Regions from separate parts of the Homo sapiens genome. Here region 1 is linked to region 2. Evidence: read pairs that join two places in POLR2A ChIA-PET (ENCODE). Cell type or tissue: GM12878. All regions are shown on one strand. Each heading gives the region's core, and the rest is flanking DNA. Links, peaks and the distances in the headings are about the cores only. Region 1 overlaps LOC105372853 (a long non-coding RNA gene). Region 2 overlaps BID (BH3 interacting domain death agonist).

Region 1 (9,172 bases), core at 3,472-5,971, 300 kb before region 2:
CACAGCTGTGATCACTCTGGTGCAATGTGGCATGCATCACGTCCTGCCAGTCTGTGGAAATCAGGGCAGTAGCAAGGTGCCGAGACTGCAGTGTTGGGGATCTAAAGAAGACCCTGCCCCTGAGGAAGACAGTTGGCTTGGAGCCATCCAGTTCCTGGACATGCAGGATGAGCCGCTAGTCCACATTAAGCTCCCCACCAAGGGGTCTTATCCTCACTACTCCCTTTCTGTCTGAATTTGGGGAGACCATGGTACCACCCCAATAGATCAGAGCTGAATAAATTCAAAGCAAATGACAATCCCTGCCATGCTGCTGCTTCTCTCAAACCCCAGCAGCCAAACAGATAAAGGACTTTGTATGAAGAGGGAGCAGCAGACTGCTGTATGGGTGGCAGGGATGATGTGATGGGATTGGTGTGTTCTCTGCCCAGTCAGATCCATTTTCAATTCTCAATAATAGCAAGTAGCAATAAAATATTCTCTTAGACCATCACATCGAGGTTGCGTACTTCCTTGGACATGCAAGACCCGGCAGATTGTAAAGCGAGCCACGGTATTTAGGAGCCAGGACCCACATGCCAATGTCATCACCTCTCCTGCCTCTCACCCCACCTCCTTTCCAGAGCCATTGAATTTAGAGCAGTGTTGCCCTCTGCTCTCTGCACCAAATGCAACTGGCATACAGCTGCAGATATGGCTGCCATGCCCCATCCATCCTACAGGTGCCCATTGTCAAGTGAAGAAATGCCTGACTTTGGAGTGACAGCGTCAGAGTGTGTGGAAAGAATCCTCCTATCCCCAAACCACCCGAGAATTACATAGCTGTGCCCCATCATGCTGGCTAAGAACCTCTGCCCTCCTGCCCCCGCCTCTGCCTGCACCTGCATGACTTGCAGCTTAGCAAGCCTCTGAGCGATGACACAGCTTTGACCGACGGGGGCCGCCACTGCCTGCCCGTTGGTGGGCACAGCCAGGAAGACTCCTTCAAGGAGCACACGCTCATTTCATCCATCTCCTGGAAGCAGCTTGCCCATGTCCCTCAGGACCCAGCCCCTGCCTGCCTTCCTGGCCTCATTTCTCACTCCTAGTCTCCTCCTCATACCCACAGCTGCAGTCATAAAGCCCACCCTGCCACTGTCCTGGCCCACTCTGCCCTCTCTCAACCTGGGACTTTAAGCAAATGACTCCTTCTTCTTGGAAGCCCCTCTCTGCTTCCTGGACAGGCTGACCCCTTTTAACCCTCCAGAGTTTAGCTCAATTATCACCCCTTCTGGGAAGATTTTCCTAAATCTCTCCTTGCCTCTGTCAGGTGGGTGACGAGCTACTTGTCTATCTTCCTGTGGCACCCTGTACTTACCTGCATTGCAGCCTGCTCACCGTCTGCTTACGGAAGCAAATCCCACACCAAACTATTAACTCCTGCAGGGCTTTGCTGCGCATTTTATTTCTAACTCCTTACCTAGCTAGGCAGTGAATATTTCTTGAATGAATGATCAGGATCCCTTGGCCTCGTGAGTAACCAGGTCTCCACTAGCGAGGTAAAATAAAGAAGTAAGGCTGTGATCTCAACCTTCCAGGCCAGTCACCTGTCTTATCAAGCACATCTGCGTCCTGGAGTGTTGACTCCTGCACCCGCACTCTAGGCCCTCCCTTGGCCTCCCCCACCCAGTCCTTATTCCCACCTCTGCCACCCTGTACCCTGAGGCTCCCCTTGGGCACTCTGTGGCTAAGAAAACAAAAGTGTCTCTCTGGTTTACCAAAGAGAACGTGCTATATCCTTGGATAAGGCCTTCCTTTCCCCCCTTCTCTTCCTGAGTTAGGAGAACCTGGGCTGCACCCTTTCCAACTGCTGGATCAGCCTCTGCCCGCCTCCCACCCCAGCCCCCACCTGAATGGGAGAGGAAACACAAAACCTCAGAGAGGGTCTGGAGGCAAGAAGCAAATTGAGTTTGAAAAACGGGACTTGGCTGGGTGCGGTGGCTCACACCTGTAATCCCAGCACTGTGGGAGGCCGAGGCAGGCGGATCGTTAGGTCAGGAGATTGAGACCATCCTGGCTAACATGGTGAAACCCCGTCTCTACTAAAAATACAAAAATTTAGCTGGGCGTGGTGGCGGGCGCCTGTAGGCTACTCAGGAGGCTGAGGCAGGAGAATGGCGTGAACCCAGGAGGCGGAGCTTGCAATGAGCCGAGATTGCGCCACTGCACTCCAGCCTGGGCAACAGAGCGAGACTCTGTCGAAAGAAAAAAAGAAAGAGAGAGGGAGGGAGGGAGGGAGGGAAGGAAAGAAGGAAGGAAGGAAGGAAGAAGGAAGGAAGGAAGGAAGGAAGGAAGGAAGGAAGGAAGGAAGGAAGGAAGGCAGGCAGGCAGGCAGGCAGGCAGGCAGACAGACGGGACTTGTACAAGCAAAATAGGCTGAGAATATCAACATTCAGTTAGGAAAGCAGAGGGGAGATGTGATTGGACGCTGCCGTCCTAGAGGCCTCGTTCAGGCAGGTTGGGAACGTACAGCTGGAAGAAAACGTTAGTCAGATATTAGCAGGAACCATCTTGATTTACTCAGTGTTTTAACAGATTTCCACTGTGGGGATTGTCTCCTTGGAATCAGAGTTGGGAGTGAGTGTGAGACCCCTGGAATCCCTTTCTGCCCTGGAATTCTATGCTCTAGGCCAGCGGTGGCCTTCCTGGGACCCAAGTTCCGTTAAAGCTATTTTCATCAGCAGTAAATTAGCTAGTCTGGGAGGATGGGAAAGTAGTGCTTCTAAAGGAGGCAATTCACTAGGTCAGGATGCCCTGGGGCAACAGTGGAGCAGCTTTGGATCCCAGAACAACAGCCTCCAGTGTTCAGGATGCGGTAGGTTAAGTGGGGAATCTCCACAGAGCCTGACCCATCCTCAGAGCGGGCAATACCAGGACCCCCGGATAAAACCGCAGAGACTTCCGAACTCCCTGGGGCTAACAGCTCACCATTTGTAACACTAGCTATTCAAGGAATGAAGCTTATGGTGCAGGCTTAATCTTAACAATAATCCTGGCTATTGCCATTAGACTGAAGCTCAGAAAAGTTAAGAAATTTGCCTGACACTACAAGCTAGTAAATGGCAGGGCCAGATCCTAACCCAGAAATGGGACATCAATTCGGCTATACCACATCACCCCAACTCCCAGTGCTCCTCCCAGAGGAACCGATTCAGTGAGTTGGCCGGTGGCAGGGATGGTCTAGCCTAAGCTCCACAATTCCCTCCCCAGAATAAAAGGGAAGACCGAGATCTCAGTGCCTATCAGATTTATGTTGGTGGCACACGAGCGCTGCCTCTGAAGACAAACATATGTGAAGCTCCCGGTGTCCTTTTTCCTGGCTGGGCCAGGTTCTTTCAGCAAGCAAGAACTCACTGGGCTGTGCAGAAAAAGCAGGGTTGGAGGGGAGAGTCGAGCTAAAGAGGCGTCTGAAGTAGTGGAGAGAGCCCTAGGCTGGGTCAGAATGTCTAGGTTCTTTTTCCGGTTAGTGCAGAACAAGTTACTTCCTCTCCAATCCCCAGAATCTTTATCAAGGAAAAGGGTGTGGGGTGGTGAAGAACAGAGGTATTAGCATAAGGAAATGCCCACTATACTGACCTTGCTGGGTTATAAGGATAAAATGCAATCATTACTGTGAAAGAACATTGACTAATATGAAGTGCTGTATGTAGTCATGTTTTATAAAATCCTTAAGCTCTTGTATCATTGACTCTCCAGCTCAGTGTGTTTCATAGCGAGGTGCTGGCGCTCAAATGGCCCAGCCTAAGCATTGCAATGCCCTAGGGTTCTCTGTGATCTGTTGATCATATCATCCAACCACATCAAAATCTTGACAAGATCAGTCCTGCCTGGCTGTCCACTCTTGAACTCTAGACTCCTGATATTAACCTCAGTCCCACTTTTCTAAACAAGTTGGCCAGGCACGGTGGCTCACGCCCGTAATCCCAACACTTTGGGAGGCCAAGGCGGGTGGATCACCTGAGGTCAGGAGTTTGAGACCAGCCTGGCCAATATGGTGAAACCCGTCTCTACTGAAAATACAACAATTATCCGGACGTGGTGGTAGACGTCTGTAATCCCAGCTACTTGGGAGGCTGAGGCAGGAGAATCGCTTGAACTTGGGAGGTGGAGGTTGCAGTCAGCCGAGATCACGCCATTGCACTCCAGCCTGGGCGACAAGAGTGAAACTCTGTCTCTAAATAAATAAATAAATAAAACAAGTCAAGTTCTTTCTCATCACTGGACTTTGCAAATTCCAAGTCCATAATTCAGAATACTTGGTCTGATCATCCCTACCCCACATCTAAGGTCAGCATGTCAGCATTCAAAAAGCAGAGACCAGCAGGCATGGTGGCTCACGCCTGTAATCCCAGCACTTTCAGAGGCCAAGGCAGGTGGGACACTTGAGCCCAGGAGTTCAAGACCAGCCTGGGAAACATGGCAGAACTCTGTCTCTACCAAAAAGAATACAAAAATTAGCTGGGCCTGGTAGCAGGCACCTGTAGTCCCAGCTACTCAAGAGACTGAGGTGGGAGGATCACTTGAGCCCAGGAGATGGAGGCTGTACCTATTATTGAACTACTGCACACTACTCCAGTCTGGGCAACAGAGTGAGACCCTGTCTCAAAAAAAAGAAAAAAAAAAAAAAAGCAGAGACTGTCTTGTTTGCATCATATATTGCAATATCAGTGCAGTGCAGAATGGGTGTCAGTAATTGCTTGATGAAATGTGAATTTCCCTTCGATTTCCCTTCCCACCTCTGCCTATTTTTTCCTTGCTACTGAGATGGTGATTGTTCTGACCTCATTCTATGGGGATGCCACAGAGATTAGCTCATTAAAAATGGTGAAGCTCTCCTGACACTTTGTGTTAATGTTTAACAAAAATAGCTGGGGGTGTAATGACTCAGGGAGACAACGAGAAACCCTTTGACTTTCTTAGACTGGCAGGACAACAAGTTACCCCCGTTCTCCTCCCACACACACTGGCTCTGTGGGAGCCCTGACCCTTGCCCTCAGTGCCTCCCACCCTGCCCTCTCCTCTGGGCAAGGCACGTTCCCAGCCTTAGCCTGGGAGGCTGAACCCCACCCACCGTCGCCTTGGACATGGCCTCTCCCTCTGGGAGATTCTTGCAACCATGAGATGGCTGGAGCTTTTGGAAGCATGGCAGAGTCTGGAGGCCACAGTCACCTGCTGCTGAGGTTCCCGTGCCCCTGCCCCTTTTCCAGATCAGACTACGGAGCTGGGGCACGTGAAGAAGGGCAGTTTACTTAGTTCTTCCCTAGGATGGAAAAAGGGAGGGGAATGGTCACTGGCAGTGAATAAATTAAAGACCCATGCCAGCTGGAGACCATTGGGGAAAAACAGCAAATCTGTGAATTATCCTGTTTACACCAGAAGTAAACTGATAGTTTGGACCTTTACCTAATAGATTGTGCTGAAATCACAGGCCATTCACGAGGACAAATGCATGGAGCTGTGCCTCTGCCCCTCCATATTCATTGAAGACTTTGGCACCACTTCATTCCAAGTCTTGCCATCATCGTGGGTAACTTCAATGTCCAAACAGACCAACTATTTACAAACTCAGAATCACAACCCATTAATGTGTCACGAAATTGATTTCGAGGACTGTGGCCAGCAATCTTTTTTTAAAGAAACAGAGTAGAAAGAAAATATTAGAGTACTTCACATGTAAGAAAGGTGGTTTGGGGGTAAAATATTTATTTTAATTATATGTATAATATAAAACATATGCCAATAATAGGTTATTTCCATGACATAATACCTTCATGTGTAATAGGTCATGGTGTAAACTACTTTTCTTGTTGTGGGCCATAATCAAAAGTCTAAAAGAGAAAGGAGTATATACAATGGAATGTTATTCAGCCTTACAAAGGAAGGAAATTCTGATACATGCTACAAAACAGTTGAACCTTGGGGACATTTGTGCTAAGTGAAATAAGCAAGTCACAAAAGGACGAATATTGTATGGTTCTACTTTTATGAGGTACTTAGAATGGTCAAATTGATAGAGACAGAAGTCTGGAGAATGGTGGTTGCCAGAAATCCGGAGAATGGTGGTTGCCATGGGCTGGCCAAGGTAGAGGGGGAGGGATGGGGAGTTGTTTAATGAGTACAGAGTTTCTGTTTTGCAAGATGGAAAGAGTTCTGTGGCTGGGTGGTGGTGATGGTGGTACAACCATGTGAATGTACTTAATGCCACTTAACACACTTAATGTTCTTCATACAATGTACTTAATACACTTAAAAATAGTTAAGATGGGGGGCCAGTCACGGTGGCTCATGCCTGTAATCCCAACACTTTGGGAGGCTGAGGCGGGCAGATCACGAAGTCAGGAGATCAAGACCATCCTGGCTAACACAGTAAAACCCCGTCTCTCCTAAAAATACAAAAAATTAGCCAGGCTTGGTGGCGGGTGCCTGTAGTCCCAGCTACACGGGAGGCTGAGGCAGGAGAATGGTGTGAACCTGGGAGACGGAGCTTGCAGTGAGCCAACATCACACCACTGCGCTCCAGCCTGGGTGACAGAGCAAGACTCTATCTCCAAAAAAAAAAAAAAGGTTAAGATGGTTAATTTTGTGTTACATATATTCTACCACATTTTTTTAAAGCCCTAGGAGAAACCTCCCACATCCTTGACCTCATGTCACATGACCTTCATCTCCACTCATTTTTCAGCTCCATTCTGAAGGCTACACCCTGGTCCCAGCCATCATCAGAAACTATTTTATCTTCCACTCTCTGATCTCAACATCCTATCTTTCCAACTTTCTCACTCCTTTTCTTCCTTCTGTAACAATGGTCCTATCTGCTTGCATCATTGAAACTCTTGACCAATCTACCGTCTCCTAGTCAGGCCACCTCCATTCCTCCCAAAATTGCTGCAACAGTCTTGCTGGTCTTCCTGACCAGCGTCCTGCCCACTCCAGTTCATCCTCAACATCGCATTAGGAGTGACATCTCTGACATTTCAATCCGATCTTAACACTCCCTATTTAAAACCTCTCAGAGGCTCTCTATTGACCTCAAGATAAAGTCCAAACTCCCTAACAAGGCAGACAAGCTGGGCGTGGGGTGGCTTCTGGTTGACATGCCTCCCTTCTCCCCTGTCCTCCTGCATGGGCAACGTGTAACCTTTAACTTTACCAGCAGGTCTTGCAGTGTACTGAGCTTTCACTTTGCTTCTGGGTGCTAGGGTCCTCCCCAACCCATTCCTTCTTCATTTGGCTAACTTCTATCACTCAAGCCTGGGTTGGCGAGCACTTCTAAGAAGTTTCCTTCTGTCCTCACCAGGCTGGATCTGGGGCCCCCAGGTGAGGTCCTGCAGCACCTATGCCTGGCCAGATCAGAGGGCTCACCGCTCTGCACTGTAATGACCTGTTTCCTTCTCTCTCCACCCTGACCAGACTGTCATCTGCCTTCCCACATAGCCAGGCACTGTGTGAGATTCATCGTGGCATCGCCATGCCTGTTACAGTGCCTACCACAGAGTAGACATTCTCTGAGAGGCAAGTGGGTGGGTGGACAGGAGGTTGTTCGAATGCGTGGACTACACAGGTTTTGAAATTCAAACCTGGGAATCAAGTTCCATCAAGAATTTTTAGCTGGAAACACATTTGATCAAGGATGGTTTATCCAAATTAAGAATAGTTTCTGTCTTTGTATAGCACTCAACAGTTTATGGCCCGCTGTCATATTTGTGATGCTGTTTAACACACTTAATGACCTGTGAGTTAAGAAGGAAAGCTATCATCATTACCACATTGTAAATGAGGCCCCTATGTTCACCCAAGGTCAGAGAGTTAGTGAATGTCAGAGCCAGGACACATGCTCAACATCTTCCTTCCACTTGCTCTACCCTCTACCCCACTGCATTTAACTTTTAGGAATAAAAACAATCAGAATAGCTAATCCTAATATCAGAACCTTTCAGAAAACAGGGAATATATATTTTCTGGCTTCTGTGGGGTTCTACCAAGGTCCTAGTTCTCAGGTACTTAGAAAATATTAACTAGCTCCACTGCAGCAAAGCTATCATTGATGTGCCTTGCTTTTTCACATTTTTTAGAAAAAGAAACAAAAACAAGTACCCCGAAAGATCAGTGTCTAACAACATATGGAAATAATGCCTTATATCCACCCTACATCTCTGCAGTTGCAAATCAAGCCCAATTTCTTTTATTTGGTTTTCAGTAGAGAGAAATAAATAAAGCAGGAATATCATTTCTATCCCATCTACATCCAAAAAGGCATAAAAGAGAAGAGTTTATCACTATTCCTCATATAAATAACCTCTTCCATCTGCCTGCTGTAGTCTAATTTAAGTAGTCCTAATTGTATTCGCATAGGACCTATTTTCCAAGTATTCATTTTATTTGTTCTTATATGGACTGTATCCAATTGTTCCCAGTCTCTTTTACCTTTAAAGCCAAAACTGGACATGAGTCACCAGTAAGTTTCTAGTTAAAGCCAAGAACAGTGAGAGGATGACGTCATGGGCCTTGAGCCTTGCTCATGATGCTCATTTGAGTGTGTCTCAGGCATATGCAACTACACTGTGTGTCCCCAGAACAAGGCGAGCACTGTGGGGGCTCAGGGCTGCTGCTTCTGCCCAGGGGGAAGTACAGAAAGAGCATCTAGACTACAAAAAGCTCTTCCTCTTTCTCCACATATGCACCCCATAGTCACTTTGGTCTCTATCTGGATCCGTTAAGCACCCATAACCACCTTTTGCAAAAGTGAACCTAGGCTGGGAGAGGTGGTTCGTGCTTGTAATCCCAGCACTTTGAAAGGCCAAGGCAGGAGGATCACTTGAGGCCAGGAGTTCAAGACCAGCCTGGGCAACAAAGCAAGACCCTGTCTCTATAAAAAATTTTTTTAAAGTAACCAGGCATGATGACCCACACCTGTAGCCCCAGCTCCTCAGGAGGCTAAGGTGGGAGAATCACTTGAGCCTGGGAATTCAGGGCCGCAGTGAGCTATTATCATGACACTGCCTGGGTGACAAAGCGAGACCCTGTCTCAAAAAAAAAAAAAAAAAAAGAAGAAGTTGAGGGGCACCAAAGACACAGTCGGCACAGTGCTGCCTTTGCTTGGGTGTCGCCTCTTTATGCCTCCTTGAGCCCACAG
Region 2 (2,500 bases), core at 1-2,500:
AGTACCAGACGGTTCTGTGGAGTCCTGGGGAATGGAGAGAGCACAGTCTGACGCCCTGCCAAGTAGCCAGGAGTTGACTTGCCCATGGTCCGCTGGCTTTCCCACCACTTCCTACAGGATGGGATCTAAGAGACTCAGTAGCTGGGTTTCTTTCAGCACGCTGTACTGTCCCAAGTAGCAAACAAATCACTCTGTAGCCAGATTTCTGAATGGAAATGAGAAATTGAATTCTCCATGGACTTTTAGGTTTATGGGGGAGTTTTGGTTGTGTTTCCTGGTTTTATTTCAGCCAAACATGTCTGCTTTTGATTTTTTTTTTTTTTAAATTATAAGTGGTCTATATATATGTTCACCTTGTAAATGTCAGTGTTTAAAAAGAGTAAGCATTTATGTGTTTCCATAACTGACATCTGATACAGACCTCATTCTCTCCCCCTCTTCTACCCTCCTCTTTTCCCTCTTTTCATACTCTTGTATTGGTTCTAATAAATGGTTGCTTTTCAAAAAAAAAAAAAAAGTATGTTTTCATGTTGAGGAAGCATAGAAGGGCGCGAGTGGCTGTGAAGGCTATGGTGTGTGTGCCCACAGGCGTCTGCTAAACATGTGTCTGGAGACAGCTCTCAACTGTCAGCCTGCGGTTCTCTGTAAAATGGAAGTCAGTTACTTTGTTAAAAGTTATAATAAGGCCAGGCACGGTGGTTCACGCCTGTAATCCCAGCACTTTGGGAGACCAAGGCGGGCGGATCACCTGAGGTCAGAAGTTCGAGACCAGCTTGACCAGCACGGAGGAACCCGGTCTCTACTAAAAATACAAAAATTAGCCAGGTGTGGTGGCGGTCACCTGTAATCCCAGCTACTTGGGAGGCTGAGGCAGGAGAATCACTTGAACCCAGGAGACGAAGGTTGCAGTGAGCCAAGATTGTGCCACTGCACTCCAGCCTGGATGACAGAGCCAGACTATGTCTCAAAAAAAAAAAAGTTATAATTAATACACATGATGGAGACAAACAGCTATGTAAATGCTTTTATTTTTCAAAGAAAAAATACAGGTGGCCAGGCGAAGTTTCTCACGCCTGTAATGCCAGCACTTTGGGAGGCTGAGGCGGGTGGATCGCCTAAGGTCAGGAGTTTGAGACCAGCCAGGCTAACATGGTGAAACCTCATCTCTACTAAAAATACAAAAATTAGCCGGATGAGGTGGTGCATGCCTGTAGTCCCAGCTACTCGGGAGGCTGAGGCAGGAGAATCGCTTGAGCCTGGGAGGCGGAGGATGTAATGAGGCAAGATCACGCCATTGCACTCCAGCCTGGGTGACAGAGTGAGACTCCGTCTTAAAAAAACAAACAAACAAACAGGTTTTGTTTTTTTTCCTCAAAGCAGCACTTCTCAAACTTTTTGGTCTCTAGATCCCTTTATATATAAAAATTATTGAGGAACCAAAAAGCGTTTGATTAAGTAGGCTTTTATCCCTATATTCTGTGTTAGAATTAAAACTGAGAAATTTTAAAAATAGGCCAGTCACAGTGGTCCTTACCTGTAATCCCAGCACTTTGGGAAGCTGAGGCAGGAGGATCACTTGAGCCCAGGAGTTTGAGGCTGTAGTGGGCCATGATCGTGCTACTGCACTCTAGCCTGCTTGACAGAGTGAGACCCTGTCTCCAAAAAAAAAAAAGTGTTCATTCATTTGAAATTTGTGAAATTGTTTAATTAAATTAATTAATTAATTAATTTTGAGACAGAGTCTTGCTCTGTTGACCAGGCTGGAGTGCAGTGGCCTGATCTTGGCTCACTGCAACCTCTGCCTTCTGGGTTCAAGCAATTCTTCTGCCTCAGCCTCCCGAGTAGCTGGGTTACAGGTGCACGCCATCATGCCCGGCTAATTTTTGTATTTTTAGTAGAGACGGGATTTCACCATATTGGTCAGGCTGGTCTCAAACTCCTGACCTCAGGTGATCCACCCGCCTCGGCCTCCCAAAGTTCTGGGATTACGAGCGTGAGCCACCTCGCCTGGCCAACGTAACTATTTTATAAAACAAAACATTTCTATTGAGAAGAACAGCATTGCGTCAGTGTTTCTGCAGATCTCCTGGGTGTCTGACTGAATAGAGGATACCTGGATTCTCGGTTGTTGCAGTATCTCTTTCGCTCAGCCCCTGGGAAAGTCCACTGTACCCTCATGAGAGAATGACAGAAGAAACTGTGTTATGGAAGCTTTTCAACCTCACAGATTCTCTGAAAAGGGCCTCAGGCACCCTAGGATATCCTGGTCCACACTCTCTCCTAAAGCGATTTACCAGTGTTTTCCAGAATATGGTAAAAATGACAAAAAACATAGTGAAGGGCAAAACTAGGTATGTGCCTTTTATCATCATGGTACCTGAGTCTGAAAAGCAGCAATGAATTATGTCACAATTTTAGCAAAGTTTGCTGGCCTTGATGGTCTTGCCTTCTTTGTTTACTCATTAATGCCTTTGCCTTCAAAGTGAAAGATTATGGCCGG

Evidence for each region. ChIA-PET counts read pairs that join two places held together with the same protein. Peaks named below come from ENCODE experiments on the same cell type or tissue, not always from the same donor. Only the 100,000 strongest peaks of a DNase experiment are listed, where the experiment ranks them.
Region 1: POLR2A ChIA-PET joins it to region 2 with 12 read pairs; 9 of 35 experiments call an interaction of 5 or more read pairs at or near these places.

What each region holds. Positions count from the first base shown.
Region 1 is chr22:18,057,197-18,066,368 of GRCh38, reverse strand. All of the region lies in intron 1 of LOC105372853 (a long non-coding RNA gene), which reads right to left. Among named protein-coding and RNA genes, the nearest start is that of PEX26, 16 kb to the left of the region's middle. RefSeq lists a silencer at 845-934 and an enhancer at 4,632-5,132. In GM12878, for the core only: no CTCF peak of the experiment used is centred there; a DNase peak (open chromatin) is centred at 4,873.
Region 2 is chr22:17,761,728-17,764,227 of GRCh38, reverse strand. All of the region lies in intron 1 of BID (BH3 interacting domain death agonist), which reads left to right. It overlaps MIR3198-1 (microRNA 3198-1), which reads left to right; the gene lies at 1-48. Among named protein-coding and RNA genes, the nearest start is that of MIR3198-1, 1.3 kb to the left of the region's middle. In GM12878, for the core only: no CTCF peak of the experiment used is centred there; no DNase peak of the experiment used is centred there.